Regions from separate parts of the Mus musculus genome. Here region 2 is linked to region 1. Evidence: chromatin loops called from intact Hi-C (ENCODE). Cell type or tissue: left cerebral cortex. All regions are shown on one strand. Each heading gives the region's core, and the rest is flanking DNA. Links, peaks and the distances in the headings are about the cores only. Region 1 overlaps Wdfy4 (WD repeat and FYVE domain containing 4). Region 2 holds the start of Prrxl1 (paired related homeobox protein-like 1).

The links. A loop is a pair of places that touch in the nucleus more often than their neighbours do. Peaks named below come from ENCODE experiments on the same cell type or tissue, not always from the same donor. Only the 100,000 strongest peaks of a DNase experiment are listed, where the experiment ranks them.
Region 2: a loop joins it to region 1, with 2.0 times the contacts of the local background. A loop is called at or near these places in 3 of 42 quality-filtered maps.

Annotation. Positions count from the first base shown.
Region 1 is chr14:33,028,094-33,043,278 of GRCm38, forward strand. It overlaps Wdfy4 (WD repeat and FYVE domain containing 4), which reads right to left. Exons shown (of 59, transcript NM_001146022.2): 38 at 14,372-14,575; 39 at 13,061-13,112; 40 at 10,464-10,630; 41 at 854-1,002. Among named protein-coding and RNA genes, the nearest start is that of Lrrc18, 44 kb to the left of the region's middle. In left cerebral cortex, for the core only: CTCF peaks have their summits at 5,548 and 8,917 (motif pointing left); a DNase peak (open chromatin) is centred at 5,555.
Region 2 is chr14:32,591,525-32,606,709 of GRCm38, forward strand. It overlaps Prrxl1 (paired related homeobox protein-like 1), which reads left to right and starts at 7,884. Exons shown (of 7, transcript NM_001347590.1): 1 at 7,884-8,022; 2 at 8,422-8,540; 3 at 12,372-12,469; 4 at 13,694-13,795. The coding sequence starts at 8,507. In left cerebral cortex, for the core only: no CTCF peak of the experiment used is centred there; DNase peaks (open chromatin) are centred at 6,087 and 7,942; H3K4me3 peaks cover 855 bases.

The DNA of each region.
Region 1 (15,185 bases), core at 2,301-10,300:
ATTTGACAACTGCAAAACACTATCGGTCTGACTTCGGATGGTTGTCCTTCATGAGCACAGAGCACAGTACTCTGTGGAGTACTAGTCAGTAGGAGCTGGCTGAACTCCAAAAGAGCAAACATCTATCATTACAGAGAGGCCTTAAGGTTTTTCTGCTGATGATGTCTGCTACTAGTTGTGGAAAAGACAGAAGACATCGTTTCCTCACTTGGTCACTTCGCATTGTTTTTTCTTGAGATAGGATTCTCACTTGTAGCTCTTGCTGGCCTCACACTTGGCATCTCCGTGTCCCAGCCTCCTGAGTGTTGGGGATAACCCATGTGCCACCCTACCCGGATAATTGTTGGAAAAGTACTGTCCAAACCTCGGCCTTATTAGATTCTAGCCATATCATCAGGCAGCTCTCCCTTCCTTCATCAGTCAGGATGTCTCCCAGCTATGGTAACAGAAGAGCCCCTGTATCATGTATGCTTTGTTCCAGAATGATAGTGTGCTCTGACCTCTTTGCCAAGAAGCCTGTCTGTGTAGCCCATGTCATTCCAGTGACTTGGGCAGCAGCCACTATCTCATAAGAACAGTGGGCAGTCAGTGAGTCGTTGAATACATACCCTGATGTGACTGAAGTCTGTTATCCAAGTAACCTGAGGGAAGGTCCTCAAGTACTAAGACACATGGCCTGGCAGGGGAGACATACAGGGCTGCCATGTTGCTACCCAGCCCATAGGCTGTCTTTGGAGAGTCATCTATTTTATTCCATGGCTCTAAGCCTATGATAACCAGTAGGAAGGGGAGAAGAGGAAACCAGAAGTAGGCAGGGCTTGGGGGAATCTGCTGGGGGAAGTGGAGAACTCACTTGGATAAGCAGTGGTGGGTGCAGTAGACATCGCCTGTAGGAGACAGAGTAAAGTTCTCACAGATGTAGAAGTGATGCTGGCCAAAGAGCAGGATCCCCTCTGAGACCAGGTGGCCCTGCACAATCACCATGGGGACCTTCTGTGACACCTGGAGGGAGAGAGGGTGCCAAAGTCAGACCGCGTGCCTGGGAAACACGCCACGCCCGTGATTTTTATGAAGAACTCACAGGACAGTTGGAACTGTCAGTGGTAGTGGCTTGCAAGAATGGCAGGCTACACAATCTCAACCACAGCCCATGTGGCACAGTGATACCATCATCCCATGTAGTTTTTAATCTACATATGGACACAACCATTCTTATCAATCCATCTGGGTGTCATTTAATATATATATATATATATATATATATATATATATATATATATATATATATGTATTTAACATATACATATGTATCATTACACCATTTCTCCCTTCCCTTTCATCCCTCCAAATCCTCTGATATATCCCTCCTTACTCTTTTTCAAATTCAAGACTTCTATTGCTATTAATTATTGTTTTACACACACACACACTCACATGCACACATGCGCATGCATACATTTATGCATACATATTTTTAAATACAACCTGTGTAATTATGCAGTCTGTGTAATGTTACTTTTAAGTATGTTTTCAGGGCTGATAATTTGGTATTGAATAACCACTTGGTGTGCTCCAACAGGAGACTATTTCTCCTGTTCTCAGCAGTCCTTAGTTGCCAGCAGTTCTTTGTGTAGGATTGAGCCTCGTTTGCTTTCTCCTATCCCCATTAGCACATCTATTGTCCTTGTCCTTGTTGGATAATGTTTAGGTCATCATGTTGGTGAACTTTCTAGGAGTATCTTCTGGCCCTTCCTAGGAGACACATACCACAACAAATTCCCTGATTCTCTGCCTCTTACAATCTCTCTGCCCCCTTCTTCTGCCACATTTCCTGAGCCTTATGCTGGGGAGTGTTTTGTAGATGTACCACTTGGGACTCACTGCTGTGGTTCCTAAGCATGTCAAAGTTGTTTCTCTTCTGTTAAGCTCCACGACAAACAAAGCATTCCCCAGTTCATATCAAGACAAGTTTTACTGGGGACAAAAACTTGCCCAGGTAATAGCCAATGAATAGCTGAGCCAGGAGTAGAACCAAGGTATGTTCAAAACAAGTGTAAGATTGGTACTGCTGTCTCTGTAAAGCCAAGGCAAGCATGGGTATTGAATGTTCATTGTCCATGTAGAACCTTGCTCCTGGACCGCAGGCCACACTCCTTCACTGACAGAGAGCACCCGGGGCGCCAGTGACAAGTTGCCCTCAACAACAGGCCAACATGAATCATGAGACTAGAGCCCCTTTGCCTCAATTCAGAGCCACTGTTTGGGTGTGATTAGCTCTGCATTACAACCATCCTGGGTCAGCTCTGACTTCCCCACTCCAAAATACTCCCTGAGAGCATAGCCACATGGAGATTCCAGCTTGCTTTCCAAGGATTCTGACCTGTGACAATGCAATGACTTACATTCCAGCAAGAATGAATAAATAATGAATGAAAACCAAAGGGACTAAGAATAAGGCCAGCGTCCATATTGTCTCCAAGTATTTCCATCCTTACAAATGCAAAACTGAAAGGCAAGGGTGACACACACCTATAATGCCAGCACTAAAGTGTGAAGGGGCAGGGGTGTCTGGGTGAGATTGACCCAAGTATGTGTGTAGTGTGTGTGTGGTATGAGTGTGCGGTATGTGAGTGTGTAGTGTGTGTGTTGGGGGGGTGGGTAAGTGATGTGATATGTGTGTGGAGTGTGAGTCTGTGGTGTGTGTGTCTGTGGTGTGTGTGTGTGTGGGTGTGTGCATGTGTGTGTCTGTGGGGTGTGTGTGTAAGTTGGGGAATGATCTAAAGGCTGAATGTGACATGTGTCTGTATTCCCAGTACTTGGGATTCTAAACCAGGAGGATTAGTTGCAAGGCTTGTTTGAAGCCAGGCTGCACTATAAACCCCATCTCTAGAACTAGATAAGTAAGCCACGGTCACAAGCACTGTGGTTTGAATGTGGTTTGTATCAGCAAAGCCAGAGCTGAGGTTCAGTTCCTGCAAACAGCCTGAGCTGATGAGGCCTTTGGAAAAGGCAGTTAGGGCTTCACCGTAGATTCAATCAGTTTGCTATTTGGTGGACTCAATGGTTAGGTTTGGTGGATTCAGGAGTTTAATGGACCCAGTGGTTTAGTTTGGTGGATTCGGTGCAATGAGGTTTGGGGATGTTTCATCTTACAGTGAGTTTACAAAGATTAGAGGGGAACCAGGCTAGGAATCAGGGGATGTCTGGCTGCCTCACAAAGGCCTTCTGAATGCAAGCCCCTCTGGGCTTTCTTTACACTTTTCTGTCTTTACATAAGTGCCATGTTTCACACAGTTACCTTGTTACAGCTAGTCTGCAGCCCACTGCAGGGCCCCTTCCTAATGACCTCCTGTAGACTTGTCTGATTTTTACTATGTTGCAGGATATTTGACCAATCTTTTATAGATTAAATTGCTTTCAAATATTTGGCATACCAGAGCTGCCAAACTCATTGTGAATTGGTGGGTACAGCAGAGGAATAAAGTTCTATTAACAAGACTGGAGGTTCGGGGTGAGGATGTTTTAAATTCCCATAGCTATTGCCAATTGCTCCCTTGTAAATCAGCACTAAATTTATGCCTTGCCACCGTTGTTAGGAAGGTGCTACAACTTGAATCCAGTTTGACTATATTTTCCAAGAACTCAGTCTAATGCCCATTGTGAGGTAAGAGGGTATAAAGGAGGGCCTTTTGGATTCCCTCGCATGTGTGGTATATTTATTGTATACTTATAATATGTAGTATAGTAGTATATAAAGAATATCATCAGGGTGAAGCCTCTAAGACTGGGTGTTTTCCTTAAAAGAATATCAGAAGAAAGACACACATTCACACATACTCCCTTTATCTTACATGATGCCCTGTGTCACCCTGAGACTCTGTCATTTAGAAGATAATCACCGCATACGAGCCTCCAGCCATTCAGACTCATAAACCTAAAGAAATCTCTTTTCTTCATAAAGCACTAAGCTTCAAGTCCTTTAGTATAGTATCACAATACAGACTGATAACCTAGAGTTATGCCAGGCTGCTTCAACTATTTTTTTTCCCTGTATCTTTTACAGGTAAAATTTGGAGGTCCCATCCCCAAGTTCATAAGGTGACACCTGAAGCCACAGCACCAGCCCTGGCATAGGCACCCCTAGAACATCTCCCCTTCCCTCGATGCCATCCCCATTAAACCCTCCACAGTTCCGGCAGCGGGGCTTTGGCTCACATGCCACAGTCTGATCTGATGCTTCCCTTTGGGAGGCTTAAGTAACAACCAGAATAAACCAAACCACAAGAAAAATGTCTAAAGAGAGCTGGGTTAATAGCTTAAAAATTGATTCTGCTAGAAAAGAAATGGCATTTTAAAATCTAGAAAACGAGCCCAAGTGAACTATTACCTGCTCTTCCATTTAAATGAGCCCTGAGAGGGCTCCATCCGTGTTTACTCATGACTAAGAAATCCCTCATGCCTTGATGCTATCGATCACTTCAGACAAGGGGAACTTTTGCTTCTCCAGGAGAACTTTTTAAAGACCTGCTAGATGATGTATGGTCATTCCCAGTGGGTGGATAACTAAGAAAGTAAATATCCCTCCATCTGCGGATGGTGGTGACCAACAGGTTGTCTGGAAAGCCGGAGAGGCTGGAGATAAAACACGAGGGACAACAACAACCGGAGTCACGGAGTGTCAGCTTGTAAGAACACATGGCCCCAAAGCCAGATCTCAGTGATGTGTCTAGGAAGGGCAAGGGAAGCTGTCGGTAGCATAACTAGTCTATAATCTTGTGCGGCACTAAAGTGTGTAGATGGAAAGGCTGAGGCCCAGACGGGTCAGTGGAAGCAGCCATCATTGGAGAGGCCCACGTCTATTTTCTCTCTTCTGTTTCAGGTGAACAATGTAACTCTTTCCTGGGCCCTCAGTTCATGCTATTAGGACTAGCGAACAGTTCAGGGACAATCATCCCTTGATATCCTTGGGGACACTTCTAGAACCTGTGTCCACTGTCACCAAATTTCACAGATACTCCAGTCCCTTCTGTCTCTCCTATTGCTTTAAATCATCTTTAGATGATTTATAATACTTAATATCATGCCAGCACTGTCTACACCGCTATACTGTGTTGTCTAGGGAAGAATGGACAGATTGGAGTCTGCAAGAACAAGAGCTCAGTTCAGACACAATGCTTTATTTTATTTTATTTTATTTGCTTCACAGGTGGTAGAATCTATTGACAGCCTCTGAGGTTATGAGGGTTTAATTATATACTTAATTTTCAAAAATATTGCTGAGAAAAACTAAATTAAAACTACCAAAAAGGGACAGGCTACCAAAATCATAATTGGGTTCGTTCCCCAGAAAACTCTCTACTTTTTCTAAGTGGACCACAATTACCTTGAGCTTCAGTCACACTAGGAATGAGAGCAAAGAATCCTAAAGCAATAGGTTCCACTAAGTTTGAGTGCCTCAACGCAGCAGCAAGGCAAAGAAGAGCAGCGCTGGGTCTCTTTAAGAACTCTCTCCCAGACAAGGAGCAGGAACGCCCCCTGCCTGCCTACCTGTGCCATTTCCACAGAAGCAATGAAGCCAAGCCTCCCTCCTCTCTCTGCAGGCTCTGGGGACCAGGTGGAAAGACAGTGACTTTGACACTGTTTGCCTACTCCAGTGTAATGTGAAACATACCACAAATCCCAAAGATGGTTCAAAGCACAGCGCTCACCCCCGCAGTCAATGAGGATATGTATTAGCAATTCACCCACAGTGTATCTAGCAAGGATCTCTGAGTGTTATAAACCTGGATTTGAGGGTCTGCTGAGATTGCAATACTACAAAGGCTCCGTGTTAAGGCTCGGTGGTCAGCTGGCTGATGGGATAATGGTCAGGGGACTGGATGATGAGGGATCTAGCCTAATTAATCAATGTATTAATCCACGGATGAACTTGTCATTTTACGCCTTACTGAGATCTGAGCTCTAGTTGGAGAAAGTGAGTCACTTTGGGCCTTTCCTTTGCCTGGCTGCTCTCTCTCTCTCTCTCTCTCTCTCTCTCTCTCTCTCTCTCTCTGTGTGTGTGTGTGTGTGTGTGTGTGTGTGTGTGTGTGTGTGTTTCCTGGTCACCAGTGAGCAACCAATCCCTGCCACGTGTTTCAGCCACCATGATATTCTCCCTTAGCTCAAACCGAATGCAGCAGAGCCAACACCTCTACTAAATGTAAACTAAAGTAAATCTTTTTTTTAAAAGTTGTTTTTCCCAAGTGTTTTGAAACAGTGACAAAAAGCTAACTAAGAGATATGTCCTGGAAACAGCAGAACATTGAGTCCTAAAGGCTGCTGCACAAACCTCATCCTCCCAGACCACTTTCTAAAAGTTTCATTCTAGCAGGTGCAGAGTTGGGGCTTAGAAGTAGCATTCTGAGACCACACCTAGGAGATGCTGGTGTAGATGATATGAAGAACACTCGTTAAGAAGGTGAGCCAAGGACACCAACTAGGCAGAGAGCAAAGCTGTTTCATGTGATCTAAGGGTATTGCTTGGAATACACCTGTCTATTGGTTCCTTCATTCATTCAATCTTGCACAGCAGTATTAGCAAATGCCCCACTCACTGGAGAAACAGAGGGAATGGAATCATGCCTTCAAGAGGTTTATGGTCTAACCAAGGCCGCTGTACAGCTAAGATGGGAAAGGACAGGCATTTGAAAGTGCAGTGAAGCCTATGTCTAGCATAGGCTGCATGGGAGAGACTAGGTCACAAAGAGGTAATCCCAAGGCTGGATTAGGGTTAACATACATACATACATATATACATACATACATACATACATACATACATACATACATAGTTAAATATGTGTGTGAAAGAAGCACTTCTGTATAATTAGGAAAAGGGCCAGCCATGCACATGCATACATGTGCACATATGTATGCATGCATATATATGAGCTTATGCATGTACAAAAATGAGGAAGGCAAGTTATAGGTCAACTCAAGGATCACTTTGTATAAAAGGTATGTTGCAGAGGGCCTCGAAGGCATTTATCAGGGATGATGTAGACAGCTGTGCTTTTTATCAAGTCCTAGTGATTCACTCAAACAGGCAGTTCAGAAACAACAATGTTAATACCCTCGTTAGCCTCCTGCAAGCAGCTTTCGTTAAAAACACCTGGGAAGAGCTTGTGAGCGATGCTGTCCAGAGCAAAAACTTCTCCCTTTGATCTGGCTATCACAGTCCAAGTCGCATTTGGCATTCAGTTTGTAGGCAAAAAGAATTCAGTTGTTTAATTTGCCATGGAATCAAAGATAATAACAAACAGCAGAGAGAATCTAACACTGGAATGGAGTTCTAAGCCTGGATGGATCCAGAAGTTTCATGGGAGGGTATGACATACTACCCCCAGCATGGAGTGACTGACGGGCCCACAATTAACATGCATTAAATCCACCACACAAACAGCAAATGGAGCTGTTTGCAGAGAAATGTGCTGTAGTTCTGGGAATCATTAATCAATGGTGCAAAGGCAGCGCTGAGTAACAGAATAATTACCGTCCCAGGTATTGCTGGAGGCAGCAAGGGCTCAGTTGATCACACAAGGAAATGAGTTCCGCTGAAGCCACCCGGAGTCCCAGGGCTGTGACAGCCCTGGGTCTTGGATAGATTCTGCAACTCCAAAGGTCTCAGCAGAGACAGACCACCAGGTTCACTAGAAGGAATTTATGCCCTGGGGTCTCTAGGAATAAGAATAAAGGATATTGGGGGCGGGGGGAGAAGGAGACTCTGAGATGCAAACATGATTACATTGCCATGTCCTGTTCTAGGAAATTTGGAAAATGTGGGAGGTCTGGTGTACTGTGAAGACAGGGGCAAACTTTATATTTGCTTGAGTGTGTTCATATTCTGAAGTCCCCAGACCCACACATCCCACCTCAAACTCTAGTTCCACGTTTGACAAAAGCAATGGTAGACCAAGCAACATCACAGAGGATGAGGGATAAGACCATGAATGAGCGGAAATAAGGTCGCCATACACTAGTGATCAGGCATGGCAGACTAGAGATAAAGTCAGAGTATGCTGAGCCCGAGGCCATGGTGTGTAATGAGAATATTCGTTTCCCATAACGTAACAAAACCCAGGTCTGTTAGGGGAATATGTTTTTGTTTTTAATCCCAGGTGTGGGATACGGGGCTACTTCCTATTGTCCCCAACATCTGACTATGATATTAGTCTTGTGCACTGGCATTTTGCCAGCTGAAGATAGTTCACGTTTGAAATTCTGGGGACTCTTCACAGGGTATATAAATGCCCGGGCCCTGAGAGGCAGACGTTGCTGCTCCTCACTGTGCTGTTTGCTGCTTGCTGGATTGCTGGTTGCTGGTTGGAGATATCCTGACAACAAAGACCAGTCTTGCCTCCAAAAACTCAATGCCCCTAATCAGCAGGAAGTAGTCTGACAAGATCAACACCCTCTTTCCTCTCCAACCTTTCTCTCCTGCCTGGGGGGGTCGGAAGGATGGGATAAAGTTTGGGAGGAGGTGGATAAAAGAATCCAATAAAGTAGCCAAAAGTCCAATTTCAGTGATAAGACTCTGGTAGACCGGGGATGAGGTCATTATAGATCAGAGCTAAGGCCACAACAGAGCAGGAACTATGTCCTGGAGACTATGCATGTGACCTATGCAGGAGACTCAAGCACAACCTATGAAATGAATCCAAGCATCACTTGCAAAGCACCAGTGCTCAGCCTGGGCGAGACTCATCTTGTACAGACTTGCTTCCAGTTCCAGGTTGCTGATGTTGGATTTCCTTCCTCTGCACCCAGCCTCTCCCTGCAGGTACAGGATCACAAGCTCTAAGTAGGAGCTGGCAGTTTCAACTTCTTCACATCTTTCTACCCCTGCTGGGATTCAGGCACATTCTGGGGACCCCTGCTGGGCACTGTGATAGCATCCTGCTGTGTGACAGGGAAGCCAAGGAAGACTGAAGCTTAAGTAAAACTCCAGGGAGGATGAAGTCTCCGATGCTTGCCTTGCCTCCATATGGGAAAGGCAGTTACTTATACACAGTCCGGATTCTAGTCCATCAGAATGAGGCCCCAAGAAGGCTGTCACTGGACATGCATGTGCCTGAGAAAGCCGTACAATGACAAAGGAAAGACTCTCAGACATAGGGAATGTGTCAAGGATTTCTGTCAGCTGCAAGAGGTTGGAACTGGGATTCCTCTGGGCCGGGTCTATAAACCTCAGAGCTTATCCACAGTTGTGCCCAGGAAAGGCTGAACCCCAAATGTCACCTTGTTGGTCTTGGAAGAATAAGGAGCTTCCTGGATCATCTAGTGAGGCCAAAGTGAGCTCTGACTCCAGCAGCATAGGATTCCAGCAGAGATGAGCCACAGAAGAGAAGACAAAGACTGGGTAAGGCAGAAGAAGAGAGATTCACCAGAGAGAAAGTTTTGACACAAGCCTCTTGCTGCCTAGGAAGATGGGGAGAGGGGACCACAGGGCGAGGAATGCAAGCCTTTCCCAAGAAGTTAAGCAGGACTCAGCTGACAGCCATCAACCCTCACACACACAGAGGCATGGACCAAAGTCCACCAGCATCTGAATGAGTCTGGAAAGGAATAGATTCCCAGAGCCTCCAGAAGGCTCCCCAGCCACTGGCAGCATCCCTGTACTCTGAGGCTCTACATGAACCAGCAGAGCCCCACAGTGCTGGATTCCCCAGGAAGTTACTACACATTGTTTCAAGTCACTAAGTTATATGTCCATATGTTAGCAGTGGAAAACTAACAGAGCATTGCAGGGCTGGGTTTCTTCCATACTTATTTATTTTTATTGGTTATTTATTTATTTTCACTTTATGTTGGTCTTGAACTCTAGAACTCTGGACCTAAACAAGTTTTTGTCTTTATAATTATTAATTATTTTGTTGCAGCAATCTGAAGCTAATATACATTCCTGTGCCCATGCTGGGACATCTAAACACCACCCAATAGGACCCCAAATTGTGTGCCCACCAGCTCTGGCCTGTCTCCAAGGCTGGCACATACTTCCTCTCCATGCAATCCTTTGGAAGATGTATGACACTACACACAACTCAACCCATGCACTCCTAGGCCTGAGAGATGGTCAGGGAGCATGCTGGTGGGCGTGTCAAAGCATAGTGCCCCTCCAGGTGTAGGTGTACTTTCAGGGTGGCCAGATTTTGGTGGGAGGCCTAGGAACTGCTACAAGGTCAGGTTAAGCATTTAGAAGACATTTTATACAACACATTGTTAGCTTGAGTCTCATCTTGTAGATGTTTTGACATAGGGCATATAGGAGACCATGGAAATTAGGAGGCTGCCCCCTCTGCTTATTTTGTATGTAGTAGGCAGGTGTGAACATTATTGAAGATCCCCTATATGAGCGATGTCATCCTAGTTCTGTGCCATCAGACAGTCTTAATGGATTACCGAGACTCTACCAATGTGTTTATTACCTTTTCTCCATCAAGAAGCTCTTGTAAAATGACTTGTCTTTCCCGGCACAATTCCAAGAAGTCTTCTGAGTGCAGGCTTTCATGCAAAGCAGGAAAGAAGGTCAGTTGTGTGCAATCCACTCCCACCTCATCCGGCCTGCTCTCAGCTTCCTCTGTTGTCAGCTCATCTGCAGTCATGAAAACTGGACACATTGTCTTGGTGTGAGCCACATGACGTCACAATGGGAAGCATACAACATGAGCCTTTGTCACTGAGAGGAACTGTGAGGCTCTGGTGTAGAGGTGGTCAGTGTGCCCTTCCATGGTTCTGAGAAGGAATACCGCCACCTGACCTGTGTTATAGCTCATGTACCTGCAAGCTGGTTCAACTGGGTGTGCCTAGCCCTGGCTCCTCTATAGCTATCAAATGGATGCAAAGCAACATTTTGGAATTCATTCTCACTGATCAATGGAGCATCTCTCCTTAGGTCTGTCTAGGATTTGCTCCTTCTGAACCCATTTATTCTCTCTTCTACAAGGGTGTCATTGATATAGTTCTAAATAACAGAAGCCCCAATATTTTGTTTAAAGGAATCAGAAATGCCATGGTGCACTGATGAACAAAAAGAATAAGACACTTGTGTGCCCTAATGCATGACAAGTCTCAGTCTCCAGTAGGTGCTCTGGGCTGGACACTGAGGTAGCATCTGTCTATACAGTCCTGTCTCAGCTACAGCATCTCACCCTCAGTTTGCAAATGAAAATATCTGAATACGGCTTGAGACTCTGCCCATGGCCATATGGCTACTGAATTGGAGGGGACGGGAAGCAGGCCTTCCTGAGTACAAAGCAAGCTCTTTTCTGCCTCAGTGTGTTTAGCTGCACTGTTCACAAAATGACTAAACAATTCTGCTATCCTTTCTATATGTATATGTGATTTTTAACATAATGTAAATGTTGCATTTACAAATTTTCACCCAAGATTATGCCATAAGTACTTTCCCAATCCACTTAAAAGTTTTTCCAACAATTTAAAAGGTATAGAAGTATTCCATTGTGTAGCTATTTCGTTATCAATAAGTTCCTCTTCTGCTGCTTAGAGACACAATGGCTTTAGCAGCAGCAGCAACAACAACAAAAATGCAACTTTGCCGTCATTTCTGTTCATTTCTTGATTTGTTTTCCAAGAGCCAGGACATCTGGACCTAAGCTAAGCAGATGACAGAATGGATGTCCTCATCTTGCTCTTTCTCTACTCACGTGTTCCCAGTGTGCCCATGGCTGCAAAGGGCATGCTGGTCATACTGCAAAGCTATGAGCCATTTTCTTTGTGCCAAAGCTCAGCTCTTTAACAACCTTGCAACCTGGGAATCTTATATCTGGAAGGATAAAAGTATCTGCTGCTCCCAGGGCCAGTCCTCACTGGCTTCGTCATCTGAACAGAGCATAACTCTGAAAGGATTGGCATCTGAGAAGGTCCTTATTACTCTTTTGCAAGAGATCTGCCATATTAGGGTCTGTACTGGCAATATTAGGAAGCCCAGGTTATAGATACCTAAAGGTTCTGCCCATCCAGCTAGAGGATGAAGCTGCCCAAGGATACATCTATGGAAAGACAGCACACACTTCCCATCACTTAGCCCCTACCTCTGAGAGGTAGAGCAGGTGAGGATGCTGTGATGTTGGAGCTAGGAGCGTAGAGCATAGAGAAAAGAAGCTAATGAGCGGGCCACAGTGGAACCCCAAAGTCAATCTGATATCAGAACCTGAGATTCTCAGGTCTGGGCTTGTGTTACTGCCAGCTGGCAGGCAGCAACCCTATCAGCAAACCTGCTACTCAGGCAGCAGAGAGAGAGAGAGAGAGAGAGAGAGAGAGAGAGAGAGAGAGAGAGAATTTCAATTTTCTGTTTTCACTTGTGTCTATCTTTTGAACTCAGACCTGCAGCCTGTGATGTGAGGTCCTTAGATCTTAGGGGTGGCCAGTGGCTACTCTCAACCAGTGACAGCGTCTCTGCACTATTAAGCCCAGCTCTTTGCTGTGTGTGTGTCTCTCTCTCTCATGTGTGTGTGTGTGTGTGTGTGTGTGTGTGTGTGTGTGTGTGTGTGTGTGTGAGGTGTGTGTGTGTGGTGTGTGTCCTAGATTTTCAGCAAGTCAGAATTGACTCTACACATCGTCTTTAAGTCTGATGTATATGATGACTGTCATGTAGTTTGTGTTTTGTAATAGAAGAGTTCAATGTGAAAGAATTAAATATCTATACCATCCATTTTTATTCTAAGAGATATTACTATCCTTCTACATGTTTTGATCATATACAGAACATGTATTTGAACTGATTTCGGGCACTTTAAAAGTCTACCCAATATACCAAACTGATGAGGCACCCATGCTTACTATTCTAAGCTTACTAAAACTCTCCCACACAAAGAGCTCTGGCCCTGGATAAACCCCATACATTCCGAAGCACAGAACTAAAAGGTTCATGTGCCAGCAACTCCTGTTCCTAGCATCCCTTCCCCTCTACACACACACAGTGATATCTTTCGTGAGGTATTAAATGAAATCAGCAATATGTTTAATTACTGAAAAGAAAAAGATGAATTTATAAACTTGATACCTTGGTTTCCAGTATTTGTCTGAGAAACATCACCCTTTCCTTCTTGGCTCTCCTGAAATAGGATGAAAGAACAGAGAAAATAAATCCCAAGCATTGCTTATACCTGACTCCTTTCCACAAATTCACAGATACATGTATAATCCCCTCAAGTTACTCCAGACTCGGCTACAAGAGGAAGACTAGGCGAAACCCTACAGGATCATGTCAAAATGCAAGTGCTTATTGTTTCTCAGTGAGAGCGGAAACTGCAGTCTTCCTTTAAGTAGGATTTACAGTAATTATCAAAGGAGGTGCCAGGGTAGGATTACACAGGATGTTGGATGTCTACATGTGGTCAGTCTGAAGGGGAACTGGGCTAGACAGCTGGCCGTGGGGACCAGTAGCCAAGTTACAGAGGCAAGCCTTGGCATTGTTGCCCACATAATGGACAAAATACCTTTCTCCTGCCCCCAAATCCTACAAAATGATTTGAGGGAAATTACTACAGGCTCCTAGTCATTGGTGACAGTTAAAATACAAGTGTCTACTACTGAATAAATTAAACTTTCTCATTAAGTTTTAGCGATCTTAGTATGCATAAACACCACATCTTGGAATGGATAACAGGAAAATTCCCAGCACCCCAACGTTCCCAGAGGCTGTCATATGATAATAATTTTAAATTAAGAATATTCAATGAGGACATAAAAAAACTATTGCCAGTTATTTTTCTTCATCCACTATAAAATAGATTCAAATGAATTCTGCCCCTTAAAATGAAGAAAATATGTTTCTGATGACCTAGTGGTAAGAAGTTCAGGGGAGCCAACTCACAGGGCTAGCCAGATCCCTCCTCTTGGAAGTCAATACAGCCTGGGTGTTATGTGGACTAAGCGGGTCACTGGTTTGAGCTTGCAGAGTTGCTGAGTTTAGGAGGTTTTATTCATTGTAAACTTATTACAGGATTTTGTGCAATAACAAATTCCTAGCAATACAGACACCAAATGTTCAATGACAAAAAGACTCATGTGAGTAAGCAGTGGCCAATGCCAGGCAGGAATCCTCCTGGATGTTGTGGGTTGCCTTGTGGTGATGGGTCAGGGTTTGATAAGTATGACCCACTCACACATTGCCCCACCCACTCACCCACCTATTCATTCAGGCTTTGGGGGCCTGGGGTTTAGTGCCTCACTTTTTTCCTTGTTAAAACGCTTCAAGAACCAAGTTTGTGGATTCTCCTGAGGACTCTCCTGCATGCTGTCTTCCTGGTAAGGGGAGGGGTGGAGAACACACAGCCATCTCTGCACACTTCCCACCATACCCAGCACCTACCTTGTATCCTAGGTTCAGGGGCTCCCATGCTAACAGGTGTCTGATGCGTTTCCTCATGCGAGCCGGTCCTTCCCTCCCATCCAGTTCCCACCGGGAGCAGCGTGTGGATTCTGTCATTTGGCCCCACAATCCCAGCTCCCCAAAGAGCTGTTCCCGCATCCTGGCCCAGGCTGTGGCTGCCTTGATGCTGCCACTTTTCCTCCTCTGCAAAGCAGAAAAGCAACACCACACTTAGATGCCTGCCCCTTGCAGGCCTGCCCCATAGCTCCTATGGTGGTTATTGGAGAAAGATGGCCCTCCAGGTAGCCCTTAGGCTTATATAGCATCCTCTCTGGAGCCAGGACCGGGCAAGGAGAAGGAAGTTATTTCTCAGGTTCCAGATCATTGAGATCTGGAATGCGGAGAAAGAGAAAACTGCAGCCTTTGGCCCTCCTTATCATAGACTGTTGGTGGGACTGGGCAGGCAATATTGAGTCCTAAGGATATGGGGTTTCCATAGCCCCTGCCTTCTGAAATAGTTCTTGCCCCTCCAGGAGACCCAGTCTGCTGGCAGGGTAGGGACCCACAGTCCTGCGATGACTGATGATTTGAGAGTCAATCTCATCTTTGGGCTTTAGAATCCACGGTGATTAAATAAGACGCTTGCCCTGCATGGTGCATGCGAGCCTTCCCATCCTAACGTCATATGATTCTTGAATATGTACGGGTTCTAGAATAGTCAAAAAAATTAAAGCTTGAGTGTATTCGCAAGTAATCTGACTTTCATGAAATCCTCGATTTGTTTGTGTGGTTTTTACTTCTCTATCTTCTGCTG
Region 2 (15,185 bases), core at 2,582-10,581, 440 kb before region 1:
CTTACAATGTTTATATGTCTCCTAGTCCAGAGTCCTAAAGTCTTCCATGTTTTCCCAAAAACTACCATGTAGGATTGTCACAGCAAGAGCCCACTCCCTAGTACCAACCTCGATATGAACTCCCTTTCTGTGGGAGGAGGTGTGTCACTGGGGGCAGGCTATGAGGTTTCAAAAGTCTGCTATTCTCTGTGTGTTTTCTCTGCTTCCTGATTGTTATTCAGGATGTGAGCTCTCCGCTGCTGCCCCAAACCCGACTCTGAGCCTTCCTTGTTACAGCTCTAACCTCCTGGAATGACAGTGCAGTGAAACAATTTTCTTTTATAAGCTGCATCAGTTAAGGTGTCTTATCACAGCCACAGCTCTGCAGGCTGGGACCCTGGGACCCAGATCGTCGAAGTTAGCAAGATAGGTGTGATTCCCATATGTCATGGACATGTTGGGCCTGATTCCTCTCCAGCCTGGACAGTTAGGGCTGTGTGATGACTGCCGAAGTGCCGGGAGAGGCAACTGACTGAGCCAACGTGTCCTAGACTATAGCTGATCTCAGCAATGTTTCTGCTAAGATCCAGATGTGCTCCATAGGGGCTGCCATCACATGAGGTGGCCGGTTGAGACAAGTTCCTCTGGCGTGTTCTGAGAGGTTCTGTATGGTTATGGTAGGCAAGAACGCGTGTACCACGAGGTTGAGAGAGCCTCAGGGGTAGCAGAGCAGCGAAACACGGGTAGCAGGCTGTACCCTAAGGACATGCATCGGCACAGAGGGGAGCAGTGCTGTGAGCTGTTGTGGGGAGGAAGGGGTGCTCTCTGAGTCCAGGTTTTCATGAACACCATAGAAAAGTTAGAGTTGTGGAGAGCTCATGACGCGCGCGCGCGCGTGTGTGTGTTCATGTCCATCTGGAGAAGGAAGAAAGTGTGTGTGTGTGAGGAGGGACAAGGAAGAAGAAAAGCACAGGTGAGAAAAGTGAGTGGGGGGTGGTGGAGGAGAAGAGAGGTATTTGGTAGAAGGCATGTGTTAGAGAGAGGTAGGCATGTGGAGAGTGTTTGGGTGTAGGAGAGAGACAGAAGAGTGTGTGTGTGTGTATGTATGTATGTATGTGAGAGACAGATAGACAGACAGACAGACAGACACACACAGAAAGAGAGAGAGAGCGAGCGGTGGTGAGAAGAGAGGAAATGCTGAGTCAGATACTGAGCAGCAAGCATTTCCAATAAAGGAGGAGGTTTAAGAAGTCGGATTTGACCCCAAGTCTGCCTGATTGGAAATCTGCCCCTCCACCACCACACTTTACATAATTCAAGTCTCTTAGAAACGGGAAAGCCTCGCTGTGTTTACTAATCATTCATGTAGTAAACTTCCTTCATTTGTTCAATAGGCATTTCAATTACGTGCTGCACGTTTATTGAGCACTTAGCATGGGCAATTGACTGCGCTTGTGTTTTAGGAGAACTGTGTCTTATTTAAGAGGTGCGGCGGGGAGTGTGAGCCTTGGCTTGGGAAACCCAGCTCTAGCCTGCCTCTGCTACTCATCAGCTCTGAAAGCCACCTCACAGGGCCGCTCCTCAGGTTTGACAGGAGAACTGACTGCTTTGGAACCAGGAGCTGACTGGAGAGTTCCTGCTTCCTGAAGGTAAGCTGCTGCCTGTGCTTGCCTGGGTTGGGTTTGAGATGTCTCTCGATTGATTTCATTTCCTACTAGCAATTTTTTGGCTATGTTTTAATAACAGTTAAGACTGATGAGCTAAATGTTCATGGAAAGATACTGTTCTGCTCCTGTGACTCCAGCAGATCCATGAATGAAGCCCTAACTCTTTGGATGTAGATGCTGACTTTTGACTGTAGTCTAAGTCCCAGGACACACCCCAGAAGGATGCAGGCCCAACCCCCAAAACTACACTGTGGCTAGAAGGCAGGAGACTGACAGACGTCCTGTCAAGACCTCTCTTGACTTCCCAAAAAGACTGGGAGATCTCTGTTCAGAGCAGCAAGGGCTTACCCGAGGATGGGAGAACCTCCAAGAAGAGGCAGGCTGCCTTCTGAGAGCTGCCTTTCCAGAGGGCCAGACTGTGCGGTCAGAAAGCTTAGTTGATGCAGGCTTCTGGTGATACAAATGTTTTCTATCATTCTTATCTCTTCTCATAGCCAGATCCTCCGTTGCCTGGAACCTGAGAGCACCATAAGTTGTTCCAGGATCAACCTTAAAACACTGGAAGCTGTAGACTTGGTCTTCCTCAACACACTTTATTCTTACCCTACGCTTGACAAGAGGTCACCCACCATCAGTGTGGAAATCACGAAGGTCCCATGGTTTGCAAGGAGGTCATATGCAAAGACATACAGAGTGGTGAAGTCGGTAGCCATGCAGAGGTTCTACACTTAGGTCAAGGGCATGGGATCATACGTCAACAACACGTTAGTTGGCCAAATAGAATACCATTAACACAACACAAAGGCCCGTGCTTAGATGTTCTAACCAAACAACTCTGCCAAGTAAAGCTGAACAAATGTAATTAAGTGTGAAAAGTAGAAAACGTAGGGAACCAGCAAGTCAGAGGAGCAAAGGGCTAGCATGGGAAGCCACAGCAGAGCTCTCCCTGGGGGACTGTTGTCTTGTCCCACGGAAAACTCGTCTTGGAGATCACAGAAGACTGGGGTGCCATGTTTACTACCCGAAGCCCCAATAGAGGCCCTAACGGGAAAACTGGAAAAGTTAGACACCATCACTGTAGCAAGGCAATGATGATGATGAAGAGGAGGATGTACTTGCAGCTGGTGTTCACTGAGTGATTGCTACGTGCTGGGCATTACATATAATTTGTATTTCAAAACTTTTAAAAATAGTTATCTTTTTAAAGATATTTTCTATAAATGGCAAAATTAAACAGAAGCTAAGGAGAGTTTCCATATGCCCTCTGCTGTGACAAACATATTTCTTCTGTAATAGTTCCTAGTACTAGAAGGTCCATTTGTCCCCGTGGTGACACATCTTTATTATCCAGGGTGCAAGGTTTGCAACATACATAGTTTACTCTCAGTGCTAGATATTCTATATGTTTGTATAAATGTCAGATGACATGACTCCACCCTATAGAATCATACACAATAGTTTACTGTTCTGAAAATGTCCTAGTGTGGTCTTTTGGTCTTTTCAACAAAGCTTGCTGTAGGCGCGGCTGTCCCCGACAGCAGGTATCACAGAGGTCAGGAAATGAGTTCATCTCGCTTCTGAAGGCCAGGGCTTGCTCACAGGGAACTAGCAGAGGACCTGCTTCCCTCCATTGGAGGACCTTGGTCCACCCTCTAAGTTCATCAGCAAGGCCAAGGCCAAGAGTGAAAGCTGAGCTGTGAGATCCACACAGCACCTATGTGGTCCCGAGGCCCTGGACCATTGCATGTGAGGCTATTATGCTGTGGTTTGCATGTGAACAGCTTCTGTCATCACATGGCAGATAAAGCTGTGGGTTATAGAGAATTTCTAAGTTAGTAAGAAGCACAGCTGTCTTTCCCTTTACACGTGCGTTCTGTTCATAACTGCTCATTCACAATTTCAATTAGCTGCTATTAAAAAAAAAAGCATGTTCTACATGTGTGGCTAACCCAAGCCTTATTGGCCATTTCCAAAGCAACAAAATGACCCTACCTTTGACTGTAAGTAGAACATCACACTCACTCTAAACACACAGCTAAGCACAGCCAAGCTTGCCTCCCCTCTTAGGAGGGAAGTGTGTATTCTAAAACCATCATTCAAGTAACAGTACAAATATCTTAGACTTTCCCAGAATAAGTAGTTAGGAGTCCAGTATGTTTTCTCTCTTGCTTGTTAATTGGAGTATTTTATTTGCCCCTGTTGTTATGGATTTAAGTGGTGTTTACTGGAATTGCTTTTGCTAAAGAGAAATTTTAAAAGAGAGGCTGGGAAAAGCCCCTCCTGAACACAGTTATCAAGTCCAGCATACACTCGTGGGCTGGGGTTCACAAGATACGCATAGAAGCGCTTCCAAACGTTCCCCTGGATTTCCTTAAACAGGGCAAATGGGAGGAAACACAGCTGTGTATGGTGTTGGAGATCTCAACCCAGCATCTCGAACTCCTCCATTTTCTAGGGATACAGGATACTTTCCAGGAATCAATTTAAAATGCCTCACAATATAACTGCAAGCAACCGAGAGCTTGCATGGAGGATGCTTCCATCTCCAGCATGCTATTGCTGCTCTCAGGGATTTTGCAAGACAGTTTTCCCTTCATAGAACCTGTTTAAAATTAGAAAAATCAAACACACATTAGAGAAAGCAGATTTTTACTCTGCTATTAATTGACAGGGGGATGTAAAGCTCTCAGGATCTGGGTGGGGGTCCAGCACTTGCCCTGCAGAGCCCAGGTCAGCAGCAGCTCCCTCCTCTACTCTCCAAGCTGCTTGCTTTTTGGAGTTCAGCCTTGGATTTCCAGTACTGTGAATATGTTTGCACTGGGCAAGCTGCCTCCGCAACACATCTGCACACAAGTCTTGTGTGTGTGTGTGTGTGTTATTCTCTTCCTCCTTTATTTAAAACCATGAACAACCTTGAAAGTTGAACTCCCCACTCTGTTCTGTGCTCGCTCTGCCCTTCTGGACAAGAGGTAAGTTAGCATGCCCTATGCAATAACCAGAAAATGATTCTTACAGGGAATGCAACTTGAAGCTGACGGAGTTAAATATTACAAGGAGCTTCCAGGACCCCAGAAGTGTCTCCTTGTAGAAGCTGGAAACAACCCAGGTAGGTAGGGGTGGGTGGGAAGGGCTCCCACAAAAGAAAAAAAATATGCTGAAATATGACCCTGTCTTTCAACTTTAAATAAGCATTTCTGTCCTAATAGAAGTCCTATTTAATGTCTCCCGCAGCTTTGATTTTGGAACACGTCACATTCCTCATTAAAGCAATCACTGTTAAAACATAAAGCAACACAGGATTTATTTCTTCATTAAACTGATGATCCGTATATGAAGCCAATTAACATTATGAGTCTGGTGAACATCAAGTGTAAAGAGGTTAGAGAAAATTAAAAGCAGTCACCTTGGTCTTTAGATAAAGAAAGTACACTTTTAGGTTGTAAATTATCAGAGTGTCCAAGCGGGACAGATCGGCAAATTCGGTTAATTGGGAAATACATTTTACTGCACAAGAATTAAGGAAAAATGAGAGTTTCTTTGCTAACGCCCCCTCCCCCTTTGGTGAGGGGAGACCATAACGAATATCTATTAAGTCACCTTCTCCTCCAGGGCTCCGAGTATTGGAGACAACTGGGGCAAAGGGGGTTCACAGCATCAAAGTTTTCTGTAGCTTTTCGTTTCTGCGGTTGTTTTGGTTGGTTGTTTATTCGCAGTTTTACCATAGGAATGAGCCCAGCCTCGTTTTACCATAGGAATGAGCCCAGCCTCGTAGTTATGGGAAAAGAACTTCGGGCGAATTGAGGCTGAAGGTCCGGAGCTGGCTGGGAGCCCCTTGCAAGGTGGGTGCTTTCTTAGAGCTGAGCTGGTTGTGCAGCCAAGGACCAAGAATGTAGACAGGTTCGCGTCAAGGGGGCGGTGGGAGGGCTGGGGCCGAAGGCAAAGGGACCATGAGGTATTTTTCTGCTGTAGCCATCGGTAGGAGCCATGCATTTGAGACTGCAGAGTCGGGAGTTCACTTCCTGCTCCCAGCGCTTACTGCGCATCCCAAATGACTTTCGAAGATTTGGGCCAGGAAAGGATTAGGAGTGCCTGGAATCGCTTGCGCTGGCCTCGATGCCCGCGCACTGCAGGACCCCACAGGGGCCCTAGGGACTGGTGGTTTCTGTGGCCAGCAAAAAGTCTGGTAGGGTGGGGACGCTTGCCGCTGTCCAAGGTCCTGATCCCTCCGCTGATTCGGGGAGACGTTCAGACATCCAGACCAGCCTGCTCAGACCCCGCGACAGATCAGGGTTTCACATAAATCCTTACGTCTCGATGTCAGCCACAGGGAACTGATAGAAGCTTGGATGTCTCTGTTTTCTGGGGCCAACGCGGCAGTCGGTACTAGGTTGCTGGGGCCGAGGCTCCCGCGGATAATGCAAGTGCGCGCTGAGCGGAGCTGGCGGGGAACCCTTCCTCTTACTTAGCTTCCCCAGCGCTCGACTCCCAGAGTGCGCAAGGCGCCCGGGGAAGCTGAAGCTCAGGGCAGGAGAGCATCGGAGAGGGCTTTCGGCAGACTCCGGCGCTCAGAGGGCCCTCGGCTCCTGGAACCAGTTGCAGAGAGCGGGATGCTCCCTGAGCCGGACCTGGAGGGAAGCCGGACCCGCGAGTTCGTCGTGGCCTGGGACCGAGAAAGGGTCTGCTCCGGGCCTCGAAGCTGTGTACTGGCCGGGTGGTCGCGCCATCCACCGCACGGGGCGGCTTGGCTCGCCGACGTTCTCCACTCGGGCCCGCCGCTTGGTCTTGCGGGAGTCTGTGGCCCTGGAGGAGAGCTGGCGCGGCGGGTCTGTTCGCTCCGAGCCGAGCAGTCATTTTCCAGCCTCTTCTTGCTCCCAGCAGGGCCGATTCCGGCCGGGAGCGGCTGAGCCTAGAAAGGGCCGCTTGAGTGCAAGAGGCCCAGCCCAGCCTTGAGTCCGCCGGAGCGGTGCCGCGTTTCTTCCTGGCTGTTTTCCCAGGGGTGTCCACTGGCCGGCCAGAGCCTCAGCACTCAGTTCTCCAGCTCCGCGCTACTTGCCCCGGTCGCTGGTCCACGAGTGGGCCCGCCAGGCCTTTTGTTTCCAAAGCTCTGTGTCTTTAAGATCAAGGGTGGATCTCAGGCCGGGCAGGGACCCGACCCACCACTCCGCCAAGGCTCTCAAACGCAGCATTAGAATGTTTATAAAATATTCAATTTATGTAGTCTGTCCAAGAAGCCATTGTCCCAAAATAAAATCGGCAGTCTAGACGGAACACAGACACCAGAACTTATCAACAGTTGTCTGATTCGCATCTTCTGATGCATCTTGAGTGGGTCATAATACCAACTTTATTTTCAGTGGTGCATAAATTAATTACACGCATTTAATAACCAAAATATCATTATATTCCCCCTTTAATATCATAAAGGCTTTCCGCCAGGGAAGCACTTAATAGTGCAGGGGGCCGTAACGGGCTATTATCCTGGTGTAATGCTATTACAGAACCAATTATGCGCCATTAGACTTGCTTTTTTTGCAGTTTATGTGATTTGATCCAATCCCGCGCCCCTGACTTGAAAATTTCAACCCGGTACTTTAGAGTTTAATTTTCACCCAGGCAGAGAGAAGGGCGGTCTCTCTCCGCTGAGTGTCTGCCTCGGATGCATTTTAAAAGTAATTGCGAAGGGTCCCACTGCATATCATTTGCAGGGAGAAGCGAACATAAATTCAGGGACCCCTTGCTGAGAACAAAATCAAACTTTCCTTTTGTACGATCGCTTGGAAAGGGAAGCCGTGTGCAAAGAGTACCCCCAAAACCCATCCGGCGGCGACAATTAGCAGCGCTTTGGTAATTTTGCAGTCCTGGAGTCTCCAGGCCTCTGACAAGGGCGAGCCCAAATCCAATCTCACTCAGAGAAAGAAGGGTTGAGACTGAGGGGGCCCAGAGGGCTGGGGTTGGGGTGAGTGTTTAAAACATAATCTCTTTTGGGTGGGGGATGATATTGGTAGCTGTTGTTTTTATCTTCGTTTAAAAGAAAAAAAGGGAAAAACATTCCTGATGTTTGCTGAGAAGTGACGGATTTTTTTTTTTTTTTACACCACGTGGGCCATTTGTAAGGCCCAATAGACCTATCCAAGTTACTCGCTGTAGACAGCGCTGGAAATAATCAGATTAAGGCCAATTATGCGTGAGATTATAAAGGCGAGTGCTGAGCGGCGGCGCGCGCTGTAGACAGACAGCAAGACATCTGGCCACTTCCCCAGTCACTTCTCTGGTCCTGCGGGCGCCAGCAGCGCCAAGCCCCGCCCGCCGCCAGCCGAGCCCCGCGTGCGGACTAGAGGCGAGCGCACTCCGGCCTTCTCGCCCGCCTCCCGCAGAGGTAGGCAGGGTTCCCGTGCTGCTCCCCCGGCTCCCTGCGCTGGGCCTTGGGACTTCACCGGCTTTTGGCCCGAGCTGCTGCGCTTGCAGATGGCCTTGCGCGATCGCCGGACCCAGCTGCGGTGGCCAAGTGCAGGGCTTGTGGTTGGGACCCCTGAGAACCAGGAGCCAGACTGTGCCCAGCTTGGTGAGGGCGCGGTTGTCCAGCAGCAGGACCTATGCCGAAGGCTGACCGTAGGGTCGTGGCTTGGGAAGGGAGGTGCAACCACTTCTCCCACCATCCCCGCGGTGGCCCCAGGGGACCAAGGGCTTCGGGAAGGGCTTAGTAGGAGGAGCACTCCCTGTGATCCTCGGGGTGTGCGGGCAGGAGACTCAGGCTCTATTGCTGTTTGCTTTGCAGCCAGGCCGGAGCCACGCACAGGCACAAGTCTGCCAGGCCGCTACCAGCCCTGGTCCAGCCATCAGGGCCCATCCGACCGTCGGCGATGTTTTATTTCCACTGTCCGCCACAGCTAGAGGGTGAGTAAGCGCCGCTTTCCCGGGCTGTTTGGCCAGGCCAAGCTAGCCAAAAGGGCCGGGCCACAAAAGGGTTGATAAGTATTGGGGTCTTCGCCCCACAAGGTGGCAGCCTCTTGGCAGGGTTTAGGGGTACCCTTAGCCCCCCCCTACATCCAGCTCCATCCCTCCGCCCTGGTGCCACCTGCCTCCCACCTCCCTCTCCGCCTGGGTCGCGCTGCCCCGGGCTATGGGTGCCTCAGGGACGCCTGGTCCTCCCAGCACAGATGCTGGTGTCACGCCTCTAATCGGGGCTCCTCCGCCCAGGGGGCCCGCATCAATCTTTCACGGTGTTTTGCTAACATCCCAGAAAACCAAAGCAAGTTGAACTGCCCTCTGAGTCCTGGGCTCCACTACGTGTCAGGAAGGGCCTACTCTCACCCTGGGCGTTGGCAAGAGTGCTCCGGGATCGCACACGAAATTCTGGACAACTTAAAGTCAGTTTCTAGCGGCAAAGCTGTCCCTGGATGCAAGCTCCCTGATAGTTACCTGTCAGGAGTGTCCAGGAATAGTTTCATCTCAGCGATTTACTGAATTTCTGACTACAAATGACCAGCTCGTCAGCCCCCAGGACCAGGGTCTGGTTGTTTAAGGTCTCTAGACCTTAGGGGGGAAATGCCTTTCCCTATTCCTGGTGTGTTTTCTTCTCCCAGTTGTTAAGTGGGGCAGGGGTAGTGAGAAGTGAGAGAAGCTTGCATCCCTGGGTGTCTCTAACCAGGGCCTGGGAACCAAAGGGTGAGTTCTTCCTGGCAGTGATCTGTAGCGTCAGGTGTACATACTCCCCCCCCCCTCGCTCCCCCCCCCCCCCCCCCGTGCTTGTGCTGTGGTTTGGAGGAGACACTCAAAGGTTTATAATTCCGGGACACTTGTCCACCTTGCTGTAGGTTGCCTTGAGCAGTCTTCAGTCTCAGCCACGATTTGGGAAAGTTTGTTTTCATTTTCTATATACAAGCCCTTAAGAGTCCAGCAGAGTTTGCTAAAGGAAGCTAGCTAGTGGGGAGAAGCAGTTAAGCTCTGTATGCCTGCTTTTCAACACCAGGCAGAACCCAGGCAGGGAGGCTTTAGGGCAGTCAGAAAGGAGCGGTCACTTACAACTGTACCCCAGGCCTGAAGGAGACCCTACTGGTGTGTCGTGGGTAGTAGCTGTGCACTGTTGACTTCAAGCTCAGCACTTTTGTCAAGTGGGAAAGGAGGAGATTTGGGCACTTGGCAAGTTGTCTATATTCTGGGCGACCTAAGAAGAAACCTTTCCTGTTTATAAGGATGGGCTGCAGCAGTGACTTAGAGACTGCCCTATCCCAGGATCTCTCTGACTTGCCTACTGCTCTCAGCTTATTTACGGGCAGTGGGGAGACAGTTCACATTTGCTACTTGTGCTCTGTGTGGGCCCTACCTTGGCGATTACTCTGGTTGATGTGACCAGGAGAGGGTGGCTTCAAGCACCTGTCATTCTTTTCTAGATATACACCTGTGCCGGTTTCTCAGGAGGGGAATTTATGTCTTGGTCAGTGTTACAAGGGCAGGATGATGCTCTGAAGCTGGGAAAGTTGAGGATGGCTGAGGACAGTCTTCGGACTCTAGGGTGGTACAGAGGAGAAAGCAAAGTGTGACTGACCTTACTTCTCAGATACTTTGTCCATATTAAATTAGTGCTGTGTGGGTCTCAAAGTTTGTTAGAACAAGAACCTACACTGTGACTAGTAGAGCCTCCCTCTCCTCTCCCAAAGCCACCCCTAGTGTGCGTTCCTTGTGATCCCATCATCCGAACCGTTTGCTCCGTGTCTGCTACGTCTTATTTGACTGAGAGTATACCGTCACATCATCTTGGACTTTGCATGTTTTTTTCTCCTTTACTTCATAATACTTTGAGACTTCCCAGTGCCTGTGTATACAGAGCTGCTTATTTTCTTTTAGACTGCTGTGTAGTATTCCAGTATTGTTTTGTAGAATGTGTCCACACATTCTATTTGTAGTATCCTCTTTTATTTCTTAATTGCAACATCTCCAACATCTCTCTCTCTCTTTCAACATCCTTTATAACTACATTCATAGATTAAAAACCTGTGTGCATAAATTTTTGATGGTTTCTATTCAACTGCCTTCTGACACAGTTTCACCAATTGATACATGACTAGTGAACAAACGTGCACAATTTACTATAATTTATCAGTTCTGGGTATCATTATGCACTTTTTTTGGGAACAAAACAATGATCATGTTATTTCATTGTCATTGAAACAGAACATAACAATGTTCTGCTTAAGGAGCTGTGTATAACTTTATCAAGTGTCCTTTTTATTTATCTCATCTCCCTCTCTTCTCTGGTAGATTGTCAGTCTTTTTCTTGCTAGTGTGGTGAAGTCAGCTTTTGTAGGGTTCAGCTGGGAAGCATTGTGAACAGTGCACAAGCAAGGTGCAAGTGAGGAGACTTGGGGAGACTGTGACCAGAAAGCCTGAGAGTACGCTCCGTGCTGACCAGTCAAATACTCTACTTCCAAAGAAGATAGCAGGGCCTCTTGTAAAGTGATGGAAATAAGGCTGCTTTGAATCCTTCCTGCTTAGTTTCTACTGAGATGAAGAGAAATGTTTGTTGCTAAGGGTTTCAAGGAAGCATGCAACTTGGTCAGGAAGATGGTGGGGGAAGCTCCAGTATGGGGGGGGGCAGTATTTCAACAAGGCATGTGATCCTTCAGGGTTGCCCTCTGTAGCAGACTGGATGTGGAAGGGCCTGAGGACTTAGCCTCCTAGGGATGAGGTGCTTGTGCAGGGTACTGTTTGGATGCTGGGCCTGGGAGCTGATGCTGAGCACTTGATGATTGTGACAGCAGCGCCCGTGGCAGGTGAAACGCGCACTGGTTAATGGAAACTTACTCATTTGTTTTCCTAAGAAGCCATTGTGGACTATCAAGTAAATAGTGCACATTTGGAAAATGATCCAAATGCACTTCTGGGGCCAGACTCTGCTCTGGCTTTACCCTGAGCACTGGAGGCTGCTGGAGAGAACAGCATCTTTCCTTTTCTGGGGAAGTGGGGACCGCAGGGTGTTGGATAAGGCCTGGCTACCTATTGAAATGCCCTTGGAGCACGGCCCTAGGAAGTCGGCAGGGTTTTCTACTGGTGCAGGCCTTTTGTTAATTGGTGTCTTTATAATGGATCCACTATGGTGCTGATGAGCTGTGACCAGTGGTAATTAATAATCATTTATAAACTTCGTACCTCCTTGAATTCTGCACTTCTAAGAGGAAAGAGGTGTGAAAGGCTTTCTTTCCTCCCCAGCCTTTAGTCCTTGATGGTTTTAGTAACAAGGGGAGTGAACTGACAGGTGAGCAGAGAGGGCATGCAACCTTCTGCTGGAGGGTCCATGGTAGTGAGTGAACAGTGGACAGGGGACAGAGGGAAAGGCAGGAAAAGGAACGTAGACGAGGACCAGAGTTTTCTCAAGCCACTGACCCCTCCTGATTCAGAGGCCACAATTTCAAAGGGAGTAGACTTGACCATCTTGGGTGTTAAGGTCACCATTAATAATGTCCTATGAAATAGAGAAACGTGGTCCAATAGCCAAAGGTTTTGTGGTGACACAGAACAAGAGATAGTGAAAAGAAGGGTCTCACTAGGAGAACACAGAGAAGCACTTTGGAAGGTCAGGCTCTCCGGGGAGGGCCAGGTTTGTGTCCTGTGATAGAGCACCGGAAGGGGCTGGTGTGTGTGTGTGTGTGTGTGTGTGTGTGTGTGTGTGTGTGTGTAAATGAAGACCAGGGTCTCTCTACTCATTCTGCTCTCACTTAAACCCTGCAGGCACTGCGCCTTTTGGGAACCACTCTACAGGGGATTTTGATGATGGGTTTCTTAGAAGAAAACAGCGCAGAAATCGAACGACCTTCACTCTTCAGCAGGTAAGGACAGATTCCCCGTGTGTGAGAACCATTTTCTTCCCCCAAATTCACAGATGAGCCACTCTCTCCTTGCCTTTTAAAATGATACCAACTGTTGGGTTGGCCAGTCTTTGTTTTTCTGAATGACTTATGCGTCTACCTGGGGAAAGGGCAGTTTGTTAACTTGGGCTTTGTAACTCCAGGTTATCAGTAGAGAAGCAGCTATGAATTTTCCCATGTGTCTTAGACCGATGGTCTGAGTGACATTTTCCCTGCCAGCAGAATGCAGGTTGGGCATTATTGTCCCCAGAAAGGCAGATGGGAAAGCTGACCGATGAGGCTGCCTCCTGAGAAGTCAGTGTTGCTGGACACAGCTGCATCTTTTCCACTGGGCTTCTCCAAGCTGAGTGTCCTTAGAGCAGTCTCTTTCCTGAGCACCTGTGGGATGACCCCACACTCATAAGGATTCTGTGGGGTGACTGATGGAGAGTTTTATAGGTGGCAGCCTTCTCTATACTCCCATGGTGGCACTGTGGAAATTATACACGAGACTACCTTTAGACTTTTTATGCCCATGACAAAATTTAAATGTAAACAAACAGAAACATCTATGACTTGTCTATTTCTATGTCTTGAGGAAGGCACACTGTGGTTGGTAGTAGCCTTGGCTGCAGCGTCAACTGGGATTTAAAAATCATTCTGTGCATTTTTAAAAAAAATATTTTAAAAAATATATCTTGGGCCAGAGAGATGGGTCAGTGGTTAGGAACACTGAATGCTCTTCCAGAGGATCAGGGTTCAATTCCCAGCACCCATATAGTAAAAAAAAAAAAAAAAAGTATATATATATATATCTTATTTATTTATTGTGTACATGTGCGTGGATGCACTTGTGTGCACATGCATGCCACTGTGTGTGTGTGTGGGCGTGCTCATGCACAGGCATGCCACTGTGTCTATGAAGAGTCAAAGAGTAACTTGCAGGAGTGAGCTCTCTACTTCCACCATGTGTGTCTCTGGGATCAGACTCCGTTTTTTATCGTCAGGCTTGGGGGCAAGCCCCGTTACTAGCTGAGACTTCTTCCAGGCCTCTGTGAATTTTTTCAGACAGCTCTTTTCTCCATTTCCTACTGGGATTTGATCTTTGAAACTGCTTCCTCACCACCCCTCAGCTCTGATCTATGCATCCCTCCCCTCTCCCAGCCGCAGCCTCTCACCATTTTTTTTCTTTCTTTCTTTTACCAGCTGGAAGCTCTGGAGGCAGTCTTTGCCCAAACACACTACCCAGATGTCTTCACCAGAGAAGAGTTAGCCATGAAAATAAACCTCACAGAAGCCAGAGTGCAGGTAAACCTTCTTTTAAATTATTTAACTCTCTAATATTAAAACTGGCAAACTTTTTTTTTTGACATCATGACTGCAGAGTGCACATTTGGCCAAAGAAAGCAAATGAAGACTATCTGTCATTTTCATGATGCACTTTAATAACATCAACATAATGTGGAATATTAGATTAGGTTGATTAATCGGTCATTCATAATTAACTAGTGATAATGTTCTACACTAATTTGTCCGCGTCTCTAAGGTACTAAATTACATCAATGCACATCCATTTCCTTGCTTTGGAAAAAAAAAAAAAAGCTGAGATGCTACTTGCAAAGCAAATCTGACCGCTCTGGGGTGAGGCTGGTCAATTGCAGAGAACCGCGATTTCAGATGGGAAGGCAGGGCGGGATCTGCTTTCCAGAAATTGCATCATGCCCAACTTTTCCCCCCACACACGGACCTGAAAAACACGTGCAATTTAAAAATCTTTAAACAGCAGCAGCAAAAGGGCCGAGCAGATATGGGCCGGCCGGTCGGAGTGGCTGCCACTGGGCTGCATCGCTTTTCTGAAAGCTGCTTTTAAGTGCCTAGCCCGGCAGCCGTGCCCAAGTGAGCACGGGAGGCGGAGGCTCACAGTGCTGCCTCTCCAGGCCAGTTATTCTTTGAGCACAATTATATATTCATTTTATTTATGGGGTTTCCTCCATGCTGTTTCTGTTCTTTTTTATGTAGGAGCTTGGGGTTAAGACTATGCAAAGATCTAATTGTAGGAAATATAATACTTTGCTTTCTGCTCCCCTGGGTCATGTTAGTATCTCTTAAAAACCAATGGCTGAAGAGAGATAATGGAATTCTGAGCAGTAAATTGGGGGCTGTAAACAAATTATTTCCCCTATAATCAGATTATGTGATCCTGATTATTAAATCTGAACATGAATCATTGGTCATATGCGGGCAAATTAAACTGATTATTATTTGGGAATGAAAATGTTCTTTGGCCCAGACCCCGTCTATAGTTCCTTTTTTTAATGCTGGCTTGCCAATAGCTGCCTAAAGACTGAACTGCAAATCGAGATAAATGGCACAATTATTGCGCATTCAGAAGTAGGAGATCATAACTTCTCCCTGAAAGGTGCAAGGGTAAGATAGGGGCGGTGACAATTAAAGCCAGGAATTGTTGTCCAGGCTGTTGTTGGCTATTATGCAGACAGACAATGGCAGCCAAGCTAGTGCTTAGCTTCCATGTGGGGACAGGAGCCTCGGTGGCGGGAAGGGAGATGTGTTTACATTTATACCGCTTGCTCATTCAAATATGATTAATGTTCTATAAAGCAGGGTCTTAATCGAAGCTGATGTTGTCAAACAATAACTAAATAGGGAAATAAACGACTCTATCATGCTCTTTCCTCAG